2 separate regions of the Homo sapiens genome follow, and region 1 is linked to region 2. Evidence: read pairs that join two places in POLR2A ChIA-PET (ENCODE). Cell type or tissue: GM12878. All regions are shown on one strand. Links, peaks and the distances in the headings refer to the core of each region. The heading gives the core; the rest is flanking DNA. Region 1 overlaps MNAT1 (MNAT1 component of CDK activating kinase). Region 2 overlaps MNAT1 (MNAT1 component of CDK activating kinase).

Evidence for each region. ChIA-PET counts read pairs that join two places held together with the same protein. Peaks named below come from ENCODE experiments on the same cell type or tissue, not always from the same donor. Only the 100,000 strongest peaks of a DNase experiment are listed, where the experiment ranks them.
Region 1: POLR2A ChIA-PET joins it to region 2 with 5 read pairs; 2 of 35 experiments call an interaction of 5 or more read pairs at or near these places.

Annotation. Positions count from the first base shown.
Region 1 is chr14:60,937,828-60,948,315 of GRCh38, forward strand. All of the region lies in intron 7 of MNAT1 (MNAT1 component of CDK activating kinase), which reads left to right. Among named protein-coding and RNA genes, the nearest start is that of TRMT5, 38 kb to the right of the region's middle. RefSeq lists a silencer at 6,264-6,558. In GM12878, for the core only: no CTCF peak of the experiment used is centred there; no DNase peak of the experiment used is centred there.
Region 2 is chr14:60,754,607-60,764,184 of GRCh38, forward strand. All of the region lies in intron 1 of MNAT1 (MNAT1 component of CDK activating kinase), which reads left to right. Among named protein-coding and RNA genes, the nearest start is that of MNAT1, 25 kb to the left of the region's middle. In GM12878, for the core only: no CTCF peak of the experiment used is centred there; a DNase peak (open chromatin) is centred at 4,028.

The DNA of each region.
Region 1 (10,488 bases), core at 2,347-7,346, 180 kb after region 2:
CCATTTTCACAATATTGATTCTTCCTACCCATGAGCATGGAATGTTCTTCCATTTGTTTGTATCCTCTTTTATTTCATTGAGCAGTGGTTTGTAGTTCTCCTTGAAGAGGTCCTTCACATCCCTTGTAGGTTGGATTCCTAGGTATTTTATTCTCCTTGAAGCAATTGTGAATAGGAGTTCACTCATGATTTGGCTGTTTGTCTGTTATTGGTGTAGAAGAATGGTTGTGATTTTTGCACATTGATTTTGTATCCTGAGACTTTGCTGAAGTTGCCTATCAGCTTGAGGAGATTTTGGGCCAAGGCGATGGGATTTTCTAGATATACAATCATGTCATCTGCAAACAGGGACAATTTGGCTTCCTCTTTTCCTAATTGAATACCCTTTATTTCTTTCTCCTGCCTGATTGCCCTGGCCAGAACTTCCAACACTATGTTGAATAGGAGTGGTGAGAGAGGGCATCCCTGTCTTGTGCCAGTTTTCAAAGGGAATGCTTCCAGTTTTTGTCCATTCAGTATGATATTGGCTGTGGGTTTGTCATAGATAGCTCTTATTATTTTGAGATATGTCCCATCAATAACTAATTTATTGAGAGTTTTTAGCATGAAGTGTTGTTGAGTTTTGTCAAAGGCCTTTTCTGCCTCTATTGAGATAATCATGTGTTTTTTGTCGTTGGTTCTGTTAATATGCTGGATTATGATTATTGATTTGTGTATGTTGAACCAGCCTTGCATCCCAGGAATGAAGCCCACTTGATCATGGTGGATAAGTGTTTTGATATGCTGTGCTGCTGGATTTGGTTTGCCAGTATTTTTTTGAGAATTTTTGTATCAATGTTCATCAGGGATATTGGTCTAAAATTCTCTTTTTTTGTTGTGTCTCTGCCCGGCTTTGGTATCAGGATGATGCTGGCCTCATACAATGAGTTAGGGAGGATTCCCTCTTTTTCTACTGATTGGAATAGTTTCAGAAGGAATGGTACCAGCTCCTCCTTGTACCTCTGGTAGAATTCAGCTGTGAATCCCTCTGGTCCTGGACTTCTTTTTGTTGGTAAGCTATTAATTATTGCCTCAATTTCAGAGCCTGTTATTGGTCTATTCAGAGATTCAACTTCTTCCTGGTTTAGTGTTGGGAGGGTGTATGTGTCAAGGAATTTATCCATTTCTTCTAGATTTTCTGATTTATTTGCATAGAGGTGTTTATAGTATTCTCTGATGGTAGTTTGTATTTCTGTGGGATCGGTGGTGATATCCCCTTTATCATTTTTTATTGCATCTATTTGATTCTTCTCTCTTTTCTTCTTTATTAGTCTTGCTAGCGGTCTATCAATTTTGTTGATCTTTTCAAAAAACCAGCTCCTGGATTCATTGATTTGTTGAAGGGTTTTTTGTGTGTCTATCTCCTTCAGTTCTGCTCTGACTTAGTTATTTCTTGCCTTCTGCTAGCTTTGAATGTGTTTGTCCCTTGCTTCTCTAGTTCTTTTAATTGTGATGTTAAGATGTGAATTTTAGATCTTTCCTCCTTTCTCTTGTGGGCATTTAGTCCTATAAAGTTCCCTCTACACACTGCTTTGAGTGTGTCCCAGAGATTCTGGTATGTTGTCTCTCTGTTCTCGTTGGTTTCAAAGAACATCTTAATTTCTGCCTTGATTTCGTTATGTACCCAGTAGTCATTCAGGAGCAGGTTGTTCAGTTTCCATGTAGTTGAGTGGTTTTCAGTGAGTTTCTTAATCCTGAATTCTAGTTTGATTGCACTGTGGTCTGAGAGACAGTTTGTTATCATTTCTGCTCTTTTACATTTACTGAGGAGTGCTTTACTTCCAACTATGTGGTCAATTTTGGAATAGGTGTGGTGTGGTGCTGAAAAGAATGTATATTCTGTTGATTTGGGTTGGAGAGTTCTGTAGATGTCTATTAGGTCTGCTTGGTGCAGAGCTGAGTTCAGTTCCTGGAGAGCCTTGTTAACTTTCTGTCTCGTTGATCTGTCTAACGTTGAGAGTGGGGTGTTAAAGTCTCCCATTTTTATTGTGTGGGAGTCTAAGTCTCTTTGTAGGTCTCTAAGGACGTGCTTTATGAATCTGGGTGCTCCTGTATTGGGTGCATATATATTTAGGATAGTTAGCTCTTCTTGTTGAATTGATCCCTTTACCATTATGTAATGGCCTTCTTTGTCTCTCTTGATCTTTGTTGGTTTAAAGTCTGTTTTATGAGAGACTAGGATCGCAACCCCTGCCTTTTTTTGTTTTCCATTTGTTTGGTAGATCTTCCTCCATCCCTTTATTTTGAGCTTATGTGTGTCTCTGCACGTGAGATGGGTTTCCTGAATACAGCACACTGATGGGTCTTGACTCTTTATCCAATTTGCCAGTCTGTGTCTTTTAATTGGAGCATTTAGCCCATTTACATTTAAGGTTAATATTGTTATGTGTGAATTTGATCCTGTCAGTATGATGTTAGCTGGTTATTTTGCTCATTAGTTGATGCAGTTTCTTCCTAGCCTCGATGGTCTTTACAATTTGGCATGTTTTTGCAGTGGCTCTGGAGACCCCTTTTTATCTGCCTAGGCATTTGGCTGTCTCAAAGCTTTATTTTTTGTTGTTGTTGTTTTGAGACGGATTTTCGCTCTGTTGCCCAGGCTAGAGTGCAGTGGCACGATCTTGGCTCACTGCAAGCTCTGCCTCCCAGGTTCATGCCATTCTTCTGCCTCAGCCTCCCGAGTAGCTGGGACTACAGGTGCCTGTCACCACGCCCAGCTAATTTTTTGTATTTTTAGTAGAGAGGGGGTTTCACTGTGTTAGCCTGGATGGTCTCAATCTTCTGACCTCATGATCTGCCCGCCTTGGTCCCCCAAAGTGCTGGAATTACAGCCGTGAGCCACTGCACCTGGCCGTCTGTCTCAAAGCTTTCTTACTTATTTATCTGAATTCAATGGCTTAATAAACTTATGATGAGATATCTAAAAGGATGGGTTTAAAATTCAGTTCTTCCTTATTCCTTCTCACAAATCTCTTCAACATTACAGAATCAGAAGGGTCAAAATTAGAATAGCCTGAGAAGCTCAATTTAAAAAAAAAGTTAGAGTGAGATTTGAACTTTAGTCATATATAGTTTCTATTGAAATATTTGAAACTCTAGATAATGTTAACTGTATGACGTTCCCACCTAGTGTTAATATTTGAATTATTCTTTAAAAGTTTTTGGGAAATGCCTGTGTTAAGTATTGGTAATTTAATAAAATTCCGTTTATTCTCATAGTATATAGAAGTTTTGTTATTTCTAGTTTTTATGGTTTTTAGTGATTATGTGGTATTTAAATAATAAACAATGGTGAATTTAACAGATCAAAAATTCATTTAATTGTATTACTGTTTTGTTCCTCATCTGGAAATATTTCTCTGGCTAGTCCATTTTTCCCTTGATCTCTTAGTCCCTGTGATTCAGGAAATTGTATTAATGAATTTATGGTCAATACTACTGACTAGGATGCTTTCAATAACATAGTTTAAAATGTAGTCACACTTATAGCTAGAATGGTGAAACAAAAGTTTGTTCTCCTTAAAGATTTACCTTGTTAAGAAATAGTTTCTGATGGCTCGGCACACTGGCTCACACCTGTAGTTTCAGCCTTTTGGGAGACCAAGACAGGAGGATTGCTTGAGGACAGGAATTCAAGACCAGCTTGGGCAACATTGCAAGAACCCATCTCTACAAAAATTTAAAGAACAAAACTTAGCCAGGTATGGTGGTATGCGCCTATAGTCCTAGCTACTCAGGAGGGAGAGGAGGGAGGATCACTTGAGCCCAGGAGTTCAAGGCTGGTGCTAAGATTGTGCCACTGTACTCCAGTGTGAGCAATAGAGTTAGACCCTGTTTCTTAAAAAAAAAAAAAGTCAATGGCCGGGCGCGGTGGCTCACTCCTGTAATCCCAGCACTTTGGGAGGCTGAGGCGGGCGGATCATGAGGTCAGGAGATGGAGACCATCGCAGCTAACATGGTGAAACCCCGTCTCTACTAAAAATACAAAAAATTAGCCGGGCGTAATGGCGGGCGCCTGTAATTGCAGCTACTCGGGAGGCTGAGGCAGGAGAATGGCATGAAACCTGGAGGCGGAACTTGCAGTGAGCCGAGATCGCACCACTGTACTCCAGCCTGGGCGACAGAATGAGGCTCCATCTCAAAAAAAAAAAAAAAAAAAAAAAAAAAAAGTCAATAAATGAAAGCTGCTTCTCTATTCAAAGTTAGGGATTGTTGGTTCATATCTTCTTTTCCACACTCCACTAAAAAAATTTTAAGCTGATGAAAATACTTTTAGGGAAACATACTTTTAAATGGAATAGTTTTTTCTGATATAAATGATTACCGTTAAGTTGTCTGTCTTAAAGAGTTCAGCCAAAAAGCACATCTATCTTTATTTAACCATTTGTTGCTGCTGCTGCTTATTCCAGTAGTGTTAGCACAGGAAAACTTGTCATTCTGGACTTCTTCCATCTTGCCCTCAAGCAGTGCCCAGAAGCAAAACCCTAACTGGGGGATAGTAAGCTTTACTTACAGTGCCAAAAATCCTATCACCATTTGCTGTCACAAGAAAGGGGCCCTTATTGTTATTTCTCTCTTAATTTTTTTTTTTTTTTGTAAATTTGGACTCTTTTAGTCTTATTTAAAATAGTGATATTCATATAGTAATCTCGCGGTACTGACATTTGTTTTTTCCACTATCAGTGCCTAAGACAATCGTTGACAGTTATTAAAACAGTAAGGTTTTCTTTGACTTTGTTTAAGAGCCTCTGATTTAGCGCCCTTCTTTTGCAGTGATATTTATATTAAATCGAAAATTTGTAAAAATCAGCCCATTTTTATGAATAAAAAAATAGTAGATACAAGTTTGCAATATAAGAAATGACCACTACAATGCATTTTAGAAATTAAAATTAAAGCTTCTTTAACATATGTTAAAGTAAGCAAGAAATAAGCCTCTGGTAAAGCTACTGAAATTTTGGGATTATTCATTACTACTGCAAAATCAAGTTTAACCTCACTGTCGCAGTGCTTTTGTCAGTAGAGCTAAATCATAATTCACTTAATTTACAGATGTATTTTTAATGGGCTGATAATCTCTTAGTTATCTTGTCATTTGACTTTCCACAAGTTTGTATTAATTGAATTAGAACCACATGTAGTGTGTGTGTGTGTGTGTGTGTGTGTGTGTGTGTGTGTGTGTGTGTGCGCTTTTTTTTTTTTTTTTTTGAGACGGAGTCTTGCTCTTGTCACCCAGGCTGTAGTGCAGTGCCGCAATTTTGGCTCACTGCAACCTCCGCCTCCCAGAGAACCATGTGTATTTGTAAATCAACAATTGTGGTTCCTCTGATGCATACTGAATAAATTATTCAGCTTTCAGATTTAACTTCTATAGATCTGAGTCACTTTCTAAATTGTTACTGGAAACAGTAATTGTAAATTAGCTGAGTAAATGTGCCTTTGCTAATATGAACACTCATAAAATTTCAGAGCACTTCACAGTTTCAAAGCATCATTTCATTGATTCTTAACTACAATTCTAGGAGATAAGCAAGGCAAGTATAATTATTGCTGCATTCATTTTACAGGTGGGGAAATTGAAGCAAAGTCATTTGCCCCAGGCCATATGGCTTATAAACAGCAGAATTAGGGTCATCTTCTGGCTAATCTTTCAACTGTTTGTTTTTGTTTTTCATATCATCTCGTTAGAGTCAATTATCTGTTCAGGCAGTGGGCAGTGAGGGAGTGGGGAGAGGTGGAAGGATTTGTTTCTCTTTTTTTTTTTAATTCCTAAACATTTCCACCAGAGACATAAAATTATCCAAAACAAATAAATGCATTATTTTGCCCTCCATGTTGCTGGTTGCTAGGGCACCCATGCCTAATTTAAAATATATACATCTTTTGAATGTAGCATTTTAAGTTTTCAGATTTATGCAAGGTATGGAGAGGAAGGGAGACTGTTAGCATGTTTTAAAACAAGGTTAACTCCATATGGAGCCCTGCCTTCTCAAGCAATGAATTTTCCAGGATTAATTATAACCGAAGCAAGATTTAGTCATGGACTAAAAGTAGCTGCATTATCATAGAATTCTTAAGTGTTATTCATATAAGTTTTGTATATAGGATGAACAAATTATAGGTTTCTAACTAGAACTGCAATGTCATTCCAGAAACTATGCAAGGGTATTAAAATGCTTATTTTACAGTTGTTCCTGGCATTTCTATAATTAACTAATGATTTAGTACATCTGGTGATTTGGACCAGGAATGTGAGCAAATCAGAATATATTAACTAGTAGAGGAGGTAGAATGTTTCCTATTTTGTAGTGTTAAGAAAGTAGACAGTTAACTGACTCTTACCCTGAAGAAAATGACAAAGGGTCAGCCAGGTGCCCTTCCTTATCAGAGATCGTAAGTTTCTATAGTCCTTTTGTATGGAAGTGATAGTATTTGGAAATGGGGCCTTTGTGAGGCATTCAGGCTTATATGAATTCATGAGGGTGGAGCCTTCCTGACTCTATTAATGCCCTTATAAGAACAGCTACCAGAGAACAAACTTGCTGTCTCTCTGCCACGTGAGGACACAGATAGAAGGCCAGGAAGAGAGCCCTCGCCAGCAACCAAATCAGCCAGGACTTCCTAGACTCCAGAATTATGAGAAATAGACTTCTATCGTTTAAGCCACTGAGTGTGTGGTATTTTGTTATAGCAGTTGAAGTAGACAAATAGACTATTACCATATAGCTTTAGAATCAAACATTTAATGTTAAATCCTACCCCCATAGTACTGGTCTCAGGAAAGGTATGTGGCCTGTTCAGGGTTGTTATAAATTATCAGGAACAATATACAAGAAGTGCCTAAATTATAAAATTTTATAAACTTATAAAACTTCAAATTGTCAAGATTTTGGTAAGCGAGGCACTTTAATTTCACTTTCTAGAACTCATAATTTTCTAGGAGAAATTATCTCTGGTTTTAATTTTTATTCCATTTTATTGTCTGAATTATTCATAGATGTACAAATAATGAGAGGACTCAAAGAGTTTTCATGCAAACATAGCTCTTAAAAAGTGTTAACTCTTTGCTCCAAGGAAATAAATATTTAGAAAACTCTTACTGTAAATATGATTATAGCAGTTTCCCAAAGCTAATAAAATATTTCATCAGCTAATGAAAAATTCAGTCAGTGCAATTAAGCAGCTAATGTGAAGACCTGAATCAGAGTTTCAAAGCTACTAAGAACCACTTACCATCATCATGTAGGCTCAAGTGCTTTTCACTCAAAGCTTAGTAGTATACTTTCTTGTTCAAGGTATACTTCAGGGGTTAAGAATATTTCCAAACCTATAGCTTCCTATTGTGTCCCAAAATGTTTTTTTGAGACACAGGCAGCACTTTCAGTTTTTTTTCTAAATCCATCTTTTGAGTCTATAATGTGTCATGATAATCTTTTTATTATGTAAGAGGGGAGTCAGGTAATTTTATCTCTATCCAGAGCCCTTTGCCAGAAAAAAAAAATAGAGCATCTTTATATAAAGGAATTCTAACTATCTATTTTCTTTGTTTTTCTTTGGAATAAATTTGAATACCAAATAGATTCCTTATAGGAATCACTTTACAATATGGGCCCAGTCTCAAAGTTGAATAAATCTTTGGTCATTTTTCTCTGTTACATGAGAGAAGGGCTTAGGCCACTGGGGGCACTTTCTAAAATTCCTTTATAATCACATCTTTTCTTCCTTATGAACACATTAGTATTTTTACTGTTTTAATTATATTAAATACATTAGTATTTTAGTGTTTTCGTTATATTGTGACAATATATAACATTTGAATACAAATAATAATTAGAAATTTTAAAACATGTATGAATTATTGTTAAATTAGTTCTGCCGAGAGAAGCTGGAGAAGATCCCATAAACAACAGATTGGTGCCATTCAGGTATCATTTTGCACACAGATACGGTGGCTTCTTCTCTCACATCCCACAGTGGCTTTCCCACATCATCAGTTTCCTAAATCTCCCACTCCACTTTCCCCTCTTTATACTCAGCAACTAACTTTTCAACATGCTACACAGAGAAAACGTATGTATGAATACATTCTCTCCAAAGCCACACTCTAACTATAAACTCGTCCATACTTGTACACATTGCTAACTCCTTCTGTCCATTCTTATTGGCAGAAAGGCCTGTCCTGCTTTTGAGGCCAGTCCCACCACCTGTGTTCCATGGCCTACTTTTGATTCAACTCAGGGATATTAGACCATCAAATTGGTCTCCCTCCCTCTTTCAGATTGAGATCATCTTCTCTGTGTTGAAATATTTCCTTTACAACATGAACATACTCAAATTTCCATCTTAAAACCACATAGTCGCTTCATCAACCCTGAATCTTCCTCTGACTACTGCTCTTTCTTCCATATTCAATGAAAAACCTTTGAAAAAAGTCTTATACTTGCTCTCTCTACTTCCTTATTTCTGATTCATCCACCAAACCTAGTGGAATTTGGCTTTTACTTAGAATCTGATTTTGCTGATTCACAATCGACTTGCTAATTACAAAATTTGGTGGGTAACTTGCGGTCCTTTTCTTATTTTACCCTTCTATCGAACCATTCTCTTATTCTTCAAACTGTATCTTTCATTTGCTTTATGACACTACTTCCTTTTTGTTTTTGTTTTTGTTTTTTTTTTCTTCCTCTGATTTCTTCTGAATCCTTTTGGCCAGTTCTTCTTCCTCTGCTAAAGTTATTGTGTGAAGTCATTCCTTGACCTTTTGTTCTCATTCACTATCACTAATTGAGTACCTGTGTGTATGGTAGGCTCTTTTTTAGGCACTTCTTGTATATCGTTCCTGATAATTTATAACAACCCTGAACAGGCCACATACCTTTCCTGAGACCAGTACTATGGGGGTAGGATTTAACATCAAATGTTTGATTCTAAAGCTATATGGTAATAGTCTATTTGTCTACTTCAACTGCTATAACCAAATACCACACACTCAGTGGCTTAAACAATAGAAGTCTATTTCTCATAATTCTGGAGGCTGGGAAGTCCTGGCTGATTTGATTGCTGGCGAGGGCTCTCTTCCTGGCCTTCTATCTGTGTCCTCATGTGGCAGAGAGACAGCAAGTTTGTTCTCTGGTATCTGTTCTTGTAAGGGCATTAATATAGTCATGAAGGCTCCACCCTCGTGAATTCATGTAAACCTGAATGCCTCACAAAGACCCCATTTCCAAATACTATCACATTGAGAGTAGGGGCTTCAACAGAAGAATTTTAAGGGTAGAGGTAACACAATTCAGTACATAGCAAATCGTTTTCAGACTTTTTAAAGGAACACAGCTGTTTTTTTAAAAACAATATCTTCCTAGGACCCCAACATATAAAATAGTCAAAAGCAGAACTACTCCATTACAGTGGGAATGACAGGTCCAGAGCCCTGATAATTTGGACCTCCCTCCCAATTCTAACCCCATAGTGCTCCAAAGGTATTTGCTCAGAACCCAAGGGCTCTGAGAAAACAGTTTAAAAGGTACAATAATTTATGTTAAATTGTCCAGGCTCACACCTGTAATCCCAGCACTTTGGGAGGCCGAGGCGGGTGGATCTTCTGAGGTCAGGAGTTCGAGACAAGCCTGGCCAACATGGTGAAACCCCTTCTCTACTAAAAACACAAAAATTAGCCAGGCATGGTGATGCGTGCCTATAATCCTGGCTACTCTGGAGACTGAGGCAGGAGAATCGCTTGAACCCGGGAGGCAGAGGTTGCAGTAAGTCCAGATTGTGCCACTGCACTCCAGCCTCGGCAACAAAGTGAGACTCTATCTGAAAAATAAAAATTATGTAAAATTGCAAGCCTAGATTTATTTTTTAGTTAGTTTGAAAATCAGATTTCCAAATGGATCCTGGACACTTCTGTCATTCTACCTGTGTCTGACCAGTACTTCACTCAGTTCTTTATGCTCCAAATGGAACTTACCTTCATTGTTAACTTCTAACTATTGTTTTAGTGAAACTTCCTACCTCAGCAAATCTTCCAGGCTCCAGACCTGCGATGACAGGTGGAAAGATTTCTTCTTGCTGCTATGTCATGTAATTGGACAGTTAAGGCCTGTAGAGCTGTAGCCCCATAGAGGCCCTCATAATCTTTTCTCTTTGCTTCCTTTTTTACCCTCTCTTTCTCCAATCTATCTTTTCTACAAAGGTAAATTTCTAAAATTCAAGCCCAATCGCATTATTCACCTGCTGACATTTTTCTTGAGCCCCCATTGTCTGTTTTAAAAGATACTGAAGGGGCTGAGCATGGTGACTCACGCCTGTAATCTCAGCGCTTACCAAGGCCAAGGCGGGAGAATTTCTTGAGGCCAGGAGTTCGAGAACACCCCGGGCAACTAAGTGAGACCCTGTCTCTACAAAAAATTTAAAAATTAGCTGGGCATGGTGGTGCATGCCTGTAGTCCC
Region 2 (9,578 bases), core at 2,145-7,144:
CCAAAGTGCTGGGATTATAGGCGTGAGCCACCGCGCCTGGCAATAGGGAGAAATTTCTAAGGGCGCATGTTCAACAAGCCATTGTCATTAGAGAAGTGGCTTTTGTTCAGAGGCATATGAACTACTTTTATTCAGAAGTAATCAAGGGGGAATCTAGTAGTATTGTAAAGGTAAACATTTTAATATCATGTAAGATGTGATAATAATTTAGTGTTTTTAGTGAGAATCCTGTAAGCTTCCTGTCATTGACTAAGGTCTGGATTACATTCTATAACGCATGAAGTAGCAATTTGAGAAACTAATTCTTTATAAAAATACTTTCACCTTGTTAATAGATTTGTTTCTGTAAGTAAGAAATACAGTGGAGTTGAATCTTATGTGGAATTTGTATATACGTATTTTTTTTTTCCAGAGACAAAATCTCACTCTGTTGCCTGGGCTAGAGTGCAGTGGCATGATCACGGCTCACTGTAACTTCAAACCTCTGGGCTCAGGAACCCTTCTGCCTCAACCTCCCAAGTAGCTAGGACTATAGGTGTGTGCCACCATGCCTACCTAATTTTTTTTTTTTTAGTTGCCCAGGCTGGAATGCAGTGAAGTGATCTCAGCTCACTGCAACCTCTGCCTCCCAGGTTCAAGTGATTCTTCTGCCTCAGCCTCCAGAATAGCTGGGACTGCAGGCACGTGCCACCACACCTGGCTACTTTTTGTATTTTTAGTGGAGACGGGGTTTCACCATGTTGGCCAGGATGTTCTTGATCTCCTGACCTCATGATCCACCCGCCCTGGCCTCCCAAAGTGCTGGTATTACAGGCGTGAGCCACTGTGCCTGGCCTAATTTTTTATTTTTTGTAGAGACAGGGTCAGGCTTTGTTGTCCATACTGGTCTTGAACTCTTAGGCTCAAGCCATCCTCCTGCCTCGTCCTCCCAAAGTGTTGGGATTGTAGGCTAGTCACTGCACACAGCCTGGAATTTGTATTCTAAAGTCATGTAAAGCAGAAAATATAGTGAAGATTACCCTTAATATTAAGGATCAGAAATTGTCCATATGGGTAAATAATTTTTCATTAAACCTAGCGCAGCCAGTTTTCCTTCCAGCATAGTAATAAATCAGTATTCCTCACCTGAACAGCAGATGAAGTAATTGGCTCTTGTTTTGGCATTATACTGAAAAGACTTACCTTTAAACACTGTCATATATAGTCCAATAAGATGCTTGTCCTAGGAGAGGCATTGAAACTGAGTGCAACAGAGGGAACAGCAGAGTGACATCTCTCATTTTATGATTACTCTGGGGTATAGAGATAGTCACTGAGAGGAGAGGCTGGGGAAATGGGACCGCTTTCTAAAAATGTATCTCTGTCTCTTTTTGCTGAACATATATAAGTGAATTTGTGTAAGTATGCACATGATGTGATGCCATTGTGTAATGCTTCTGAAACGTAAATACTTGTCTTTTTTTGGGAAATGTAGACTTTTTATTTCTTTCATTATGATGCTTAGATTATTTGATAGCCTATTTAATGGACTATGGGATAAGAAAGATTGAGTTTTGTTAACTTACATATAGCACAATGTGGGAACCTCTGTTCATAACGAGCTGTCTATGTCATTAAGGAAAGTTTCAGTGATAGTACACAACCATACACATTTGTTGAACATATGCATTAAAGACAGAGTTATATTGAAAAAAGTTTAGAATAGAACTTCTGCATTTTGGAGTATGCTACACTTGTCTGGAAAAGTTACTGTCAGATAATGTTTTGTTACTCTTGGAACATGCGTTATTGTACATGAAATTCTGAACTTTTATAGAGTATGAGCTAAGAAGTGCTTTTCCCATTACTAAGGAGGCTGAATATTCAAGAGTGATCATGGAAGAATTTTAAAAAATAGTATATTTTTATACTTCACAGTGTCTTATGGATTGCTTACCATTTAACAGTTAAGCTGGAGGATGGAAAAATCTTGATGTAAGTGGTAGGAACTTCTGCCAACTGGAAATCAATTAAAATGAAAATAAAGCAAGTATAAAGTTTTAGTGTTACTGGGAAGATACCATTTGACTCACAAAGGTGTCATTCATGTGCTCTTTCTGGCTATATACCTGTGGCCTAAAGCTGTGGTCTTTTGGGGATTTAATTATTAATACAGAAATGTGTTTTACAAAATAGAGCCATGTCTATTTTGATGCCATATAGTTTCTTTTTAAAATGTATAAATGCCCTTGCGTTTTTTTGGGCAAAATCAATCATGCTGTCTTGTATTTGGAGGTAAATGACAACAGGATATTCACTTCCAGTTTAAGTAGTAGCCTACAGTTTCTCTTGAATTTAGTTTTTGGCTTGGTTAAACCATTAGTGTATTTGACCTGGACTAGAACTTGATTTTAAGATGTCATCAGCTGTGAGTTCCCAAGTGACTGGCTCTCACATTTCACTGAGAGAGAACAGGCTATTTGACTTGTTAGTTTGAAGAAATCATATGCAACTTTCTGGTACTGCAGAAGTTGTTCAGAAACATAACACAGAGTACTAAGAAGCTAAAAATTTCCTGTTTAAAACTAACGGTGTATGGAGTAATTTATTTTGTGGAATCTGGAGGGATTGGTGTTTGAGATGGAAATACATACTGATCTGACAGTTTCTTACTCTTATTTACCTCTTTCCTCAGTTTTTGGTGATAATTCCAAGTTATATTAATATATAGACTGTATCAAGCCACTATGAAAATTTTATCTAAATGCAGTTCCAGATTTTGCAGTATTTTAGTGCATTTTTTTTTATTGTCCACACACACCCACACACAGGCTAGAATGTTTGACATTTTCTGGTCATCAATTGAGACACTGAAATGTCTTGTTTGATAAAGTTATATTTTGTTTCAAAGATATTTTTAATAGACTGTTCCTAAGCATTTGAACCAAACAGCAGCTATGAGCTTAGGGCTTTAGGGCAAGATTTCCTAGAATATCATTCATGTTACTCCTAGTTTACATCAGAATATAGGAGACAAACTATAATTTAGTTTCAGTTAATACTTTCCAAATTTTTACCCCTGTGGCATTTGTCTGAGAAATACTGATGAGTCACAGAGATTCCCTTTCTGTCCTTAACTAGAACATATGTAGAATAGGAAATAGGAGAAAACTGTTCATGCATTTCCGTGCTTTTAGGTTTTTTTCTGCTCTTGGCAGTGTATTGATTCTGATGCTTTACTTATTTTGTAATTTTTATTTTATGACTTCCTGTGTACAAGGAGTTGATGATGCAAAGTTGAATCAGAGGTAATTTTTGCCCTGAGGTCTCATTGCTAAGTATGGAAGATAGACAAACAAAATGTTACAATACACTACAATAATTGTTATGATGAGTGTTGTTGGAACCATCTAAGGAGCATAATTTAGATGGTAGAGGGCAGTGGGACCAACAAATATACCAGATATTCAAATAAGAAATCTGAGGTCATACTATATGTACTAGGCTTATTTCTAAGCCCTACGAAGTTGTGCCCATAACTGTCTCCTTAATAACTTCCAAATTACAGATTTTATCCTATTCCCCTTGTAGTCTATGTCTTCCTTATCTCTACTTGGACTTTTTTTTTTTTTTCTTTTTGAGGTAGGGTTTTGCTTTGTTGCCCAGGTGAGAGTGCAGTGGCAAGATCATGGCTTCTTGCAGCCTTGACTTCAGGGCTCAAGCAATCCTCTCATGTCAGCCTCCTCAGTAGCAGGAACTACAAGTGTGTGCCACTACACCTGGCTAATTTATCTTTTTGTAGAGACAGAGTCTTACTGTGTTGCCCAGGTTGGTCTCGAACTCCTGGGCTCAAGTGATCCTCCCACCTCAGCCTCCCAAAGTGCTGGGATTACAGGTGTGAGCCACGTTGCCTGGTCCACTTGGACTATTTCAACTGTCTCCTGGCCGAGGACTGCTTCAAGCTTAATTAACATGGATACTGCTTACTACCGCCCACTCCTCCCAACCCTCCAAAAAAAAACCCCCAAATTCAGAAAACAAAACAAAAAATAGTCTTCCCCTTTTAACCATGATACTTCCTGCTTAAACTTCTTTGGTGGTTTCTTGTGTCTTCCACCAATGCTTCTCACATTTTAAAAAGTAACATTAACAATGGAGGAAAACAAATTTGTACCCCTAGTTTGTCTGGAGGTGCAACTAGAAGTGTCGCTTTGAAAGCCCCTTTGAAGTTTTGGTTGACCTTAAAAATGCATGTAAGATTTTAATTTTTTAATATTTTCTGTTAGTATTAAAACAAAAAGTATATGCCTTCCTAATTTTTTATCTCATACCCCTAACCTTTGCATAAAATTGATGTTTTAGGAAGACGCACCACGTTTTCCTCTGGCTTTATGTAATCCCTGACACACAGACCCCACATCATCCTGTAGTTCAGTATTTTCAAACTGTGTTGCCTGAGAGATTTCAAACTGAAACTCTGAGAGATTGTTTGAGGCAGCTGCTCATTGTCATCCCTTAAACTAGAGCAGTCTCCATTTATCTGTTTACATATTAGGTTTCTGGGTAACATTTAGTATGAAGAAAGAGTTCTGTTATTAAAGAAATATAAGCCTGAAAAATGCTACTGTAATATATGCTAAAAATCCAAATTCCTTAGCTTATCATGTAAAGATTTTTCTGGTCTGGTCTCTGCCTATTTTACTTTTCTTTCTTCTCTCTCTCCTCAGCTTCCAGCACCTTTCCTAGAGATTGAAACTTGAAACCTGAGGGTGAAATTAATTTTGTTTGGCCCTGGAGTGTTGGCTTGCACAGCATTTAAATTAAAACAAAACAAAAAATGAATTAGTTGCCAACATGTAAAAATGAGGAGACATCATGTAAAAATTTGGATCTCTCAGTTTTGTTGAAAAACTGCTAGATCTGGTAACATTTTGGCTCCATATTCTCAACAGCATGGAGTTGATGAGTAGCCATCATTAACATGAGATGCATTCTTTAGTTGGCCAGTTTGATGAATGTTGGAAATTGTTGATGCTTTGAATAGAAGGTATACCAATAACCTTCTCAAAAGGAGACTTTTCCTGTTGTTGTTTAAAAAGTAACTTTCTACATGCCATACTATTTATTGCAGGTATACTGTACTTAATCTTTGCTTTGTAAGTGTTAGTTAGGCCTAAGTTAAAGAAATTAGACTTATAAGTAAAACTGCTTTATGCATAATATTTCTCTAGTGGATGATTTGTTAATAAAATCATATCTAGCCTTAGGTCAAATATTTATAATCATTCTATTATTTAAAAGAAATTTTTTTAAATTATAAGAACAGTTTTTACTTATTTAAAGTTCTGTTCTGCCCAGAGAGCATAGTATAATATGGAAGTAGGTCTTCTGATTAGAATTTATTTAAGTAGTAGAAAATTCAAGCCAGCTTGGGTAGGGAGAATATGAAGTGAGAGAAACTGAAATGTGAAAGATTAAAGTTGCAAACAGTTTTGGTACAATTAAATATATCTATTCCAAGTGGACAATATAAACTTATGCATTAATGAAATGATATGGTCATATTATTTGAAATTTGCAGAAATGGAATCATACTATACCTTTACCTTTTTTTTTCAGTTAGTGGTAGATTTTGAGTATCAGCATATGCTTTACCTCCTTTTTAGCAGGTAATATTTCTTTATATGGATATTGCTTCTGTTGATGGAAATTTAGAAATATGAAATTTTGATAGCTCTTTCTAATTTTTTTTTAAAGTGCACTGGTTAATTCCCTGCAACAGTGTACAAAAGTGCCTTTCCCCCACCACACTTGCGTAACATGCAGGATTTCATAAAGGCTCTATTAGTTTTAACTCACTGGGGTTACAATTAACACCTCACTGCCTTTCATATTTGTGTTTAGCAGCAAGTCTCCAATATGATTGTAAGAATACAGACATAAAGCATTTTTTTTCTTAATGTTTGTGCTTTAAGCAAACACACAGGTTAAAGTTTTCATTTAACATTATTTAACTTTCTGAGCAATAAAAGTCTGAAAGAAAATTTAGAAATACAATTGTATGAAATAGCTATTGTTTGTAAGCACTTTATCCACCTCTTATTTCTGTAAAAGAGTCATATTACAATTACTATGAGATCTATTCTTTGGGCAGCTGGAAAGCAGGACAAGGAAAAATCGTTCTCCTCTTGTCTGGTAGAAAGTACATTGTGCCCTCTGGTACCAGACTTGGGCTTATTCAAAGGCTAATGGATTCCACACAGGTGAGTCAGTCTTTTGTGTTCTTACCAGGTGCATTATTGATTTTCATGATGGTAGCCTAGGTGTTCTCATTCAACAGCAGCTTTAGCAAAGTCTCCAAAATATCACAAAGAAAACCAAAGATTTTGCACATTTTGGGTGCAAGAAAATGAATTTTTCTCAACTCTTTTGGCCATTGTACTTTTTTTCTTGCTAGACGCTTATGAATAACTCCTTTGGAAAATGTATTAATATGTAATGTGTTTACTTCTTTGTTTTTGGGCATGGATTGTGTGTCATGATCTATTTATTTAATTTAGAGTGTGAAGCAACGTGTACTGGCTTGTGGTACTTTTTTTTGCCCACAGACTGAGTTAAGTTAGGGTTGGAAGGGTTCCCTGTTGTAGAAGGTTATCCACATACCAGATTCTAGGAATAGTCAAGTTCAGATAGTCATCTGGGGTCACCAATCATTTGATATTCACTTGGCCCTTAAATCACAATACCACAATACATTTGAGTTTTAACTAAGACAAACATTTCAGGGTAACCTTCAAGTAGGAACTCTTTGAACAGTGTTCTCTAAGTGAAAACTATAATTTACCTGAGAGCCCTTAATAATTGAGGAGAAGAAAGTGACTTTTAAAGTTTGGGATTATCTAATTTTCAGGTTTTCAAATTGTTTATTTTTCAATCCTTAGCACTAAGGTAGTAGCTTAAACTATGACAGCACTGAAAAATTTATGTTGATGCTTATTAAATTTAGATATTTTCAAAAAGTTGCAAAGCAGCTCTCTTTGTTTAGGTTATATTTCCTTTATTGCATGTTTCTTTTTAGGGTTATGTTTTCCTTTTACAGTCTTCACTGCTGCTTTTATTCAACAAATATTTGGGTAAGACTATGTGCCAAACATATTCATAGTTACAGAATGATCTTATCTTTTGCCCTAGTAATTAGGTTTCTTTCCTTATCAAGTGTAACACTAATTAAATGTGTTATGAGCTGCTTTCCCTTTCTTATATCTTGTTTTGTAAATAATGGTTTTGTTTAAATGTGTTATTTAGTTATTTAACCTATTTTGTGTGGTTTGACAGTTTTTAGCATATATAAATTAATGTCCCGGCTGTAAGTGGGATCAAACTATCTAGATCTGTGAACTGGTACGTTCTAATTCTAGTGCTTTATACATTGCAACATTAAAAAATCAGATATTCATTTTTTCTTTTTCCCATGTTTTACTGATTCTATTTTTCTTCAAGTTTCTTCCTTCTTTTCCTATTACATCAATCATCTGCTCTTTTAACACAGCAAATTGCTGCTTTGATTTGAGTCAGTGACTTGAAGTTTGGGACACCATAATCATCTCTCTTTGTTTAGAAATCTCATCCCAAAATCTCAGGAGGAAAAAACCCTAAAGAATTATTTGATGTATTTATTGCTTTCTGGGCAAGACTCAGCTTCATGAAAAAATTTTTAGGGAATTCTTTTCTGTAATATCTTATGATGGATTATAGGTGGTTTCAAATAGATTATCAGGAGAGTGAATGATGGGAAGTATGTAAAGACACTGTGGCCAGGCACAGTGGCTCACACCTGTAATCCCAGCAATTTAGGAGGTGGAGGTGGGAGGATCACCTGAGGTTAGGAGTTCGAGACCAGCCTGGCCCACTAATGTCATCTCTACTAAATGACATCTCTACTAAATGTCATCTCTACTAAAAATACAAAAATTAGCCAGGCATGGTGGTGGATGCCTGTAATTCCAGCTACCCGGGAGGCTGAGGCAGGAGAATCGCTTGAACTTGGGAGGCGGAGGCTGCAGTGAGCAGAGATCACACCTCTGCACTCCATTCTGGGCAACAGAGCGAGACTCTGTCTCAAAAAAAAAAAAAAAAAAAAGACATTGTGTGGTAAAATGATTATGATATTCTTTTTTTTTCCTTCCCTTACATTATGGTATTTTGTCAGTAATTTTTCTATATGCTAAACCAAAAACTAAATTGTGACTACCACTTGGCCGGAAATTTTTACTGAGCTCAGTGGTAAATTTATATAAACAAAATAAAGAAAACATAATTTCTTGTAGCTCAGTTTGCAGTTTGGTTTATCAGTTGTTGTACAGAGATAGCTTATTATCATGTATGGACTTTAAAGCCAAAAGGAACCTTATAAATCATCTAGTACAACTTCTTAATTTTAATAGATAAAAGAATATATTTTTCTTTTAAAGCTGTTTCAGCATTGAAACACTGCAGATTCATACCTGGCTTTTTCTCCAGTTAAACTAAATTAGGGAAGTTAAGAAAAAAGTCATGCGTAGGGAGTTAATTTACACAATTTTCATTGGTGCTAATGGAAATTTCTTACTGAGATTCAAAATGATCACACTTATCTTTATCATTTATCTTTAATTAATTTATAGATGAAATGGCCATTGCTGCATTGCTGGTTAGGACTTTTTAATAAATGCAGCAGCTACAACCTATATCATTTTAAATGAATAATTAAAGTGGAGTGGTTTATTATTTTCCAGCATAGGTACATATAATAATTCCTTTGAATCATATGCTCTTTATGCTGGAAGAGATCTCAGAGAATATCTAGTCCATATTTTTATTTTATAGATGAATAAAATAGGGTACAGAGTGATTAAGTGACTTGTCTAATTTTCCCTGACTAAAGCATTTTATGTATTGGACTCCATTGTAATTTAGTAAGGTTAGAGACCTTAATGTTCTTTCAGTTCAATTTTCACTCGGTTAAATCCCAGTTTATGAATGTGCTGTGTGTATCGTCTGCCTTCCTACTCTAGTGTAAGTCATCAAGCAGTGAAAACTCAGAATTTTTGGTGAGTAATAATTGAGCACAATTATTTCTCTAAACCTATCATTATCTTTAATTTGGAACTACAATGACCAGGAAGCAGTGTTAGTCTAAGCATAATTTAATAAATCCATATTAATCCACCTGGCGGAGTATAACATTTTAACATACCTTTTAGATCCACAGTGATGGAAAAATGATTAAATTACTTATTGTCAAAACAAAGGGCTGCTTTAGATATGGTTATTTAATAAACTGTTTTGCTTCATGTAAACTAGTTTTGCTTAAGCTTCAGAGATATAGTCACATGGATTTATCTTTCCATGACAATTGCTTACTGTCTGGGTTTATGTTTAATGCAGGTATTGGTGACAGTTTGTAATTCTTGAGTCATTGCCTAGCATGGAAAATAGTTGATTTTGCTAGCTATACACAGTACTGTCTTTTAATGATCACTTTTTAATGCGGTTAAGCCTGACTTAATTGTTCTCTTTTTAGAGTGTTATGTAATATTTGTTAGTGGTATGATATATCT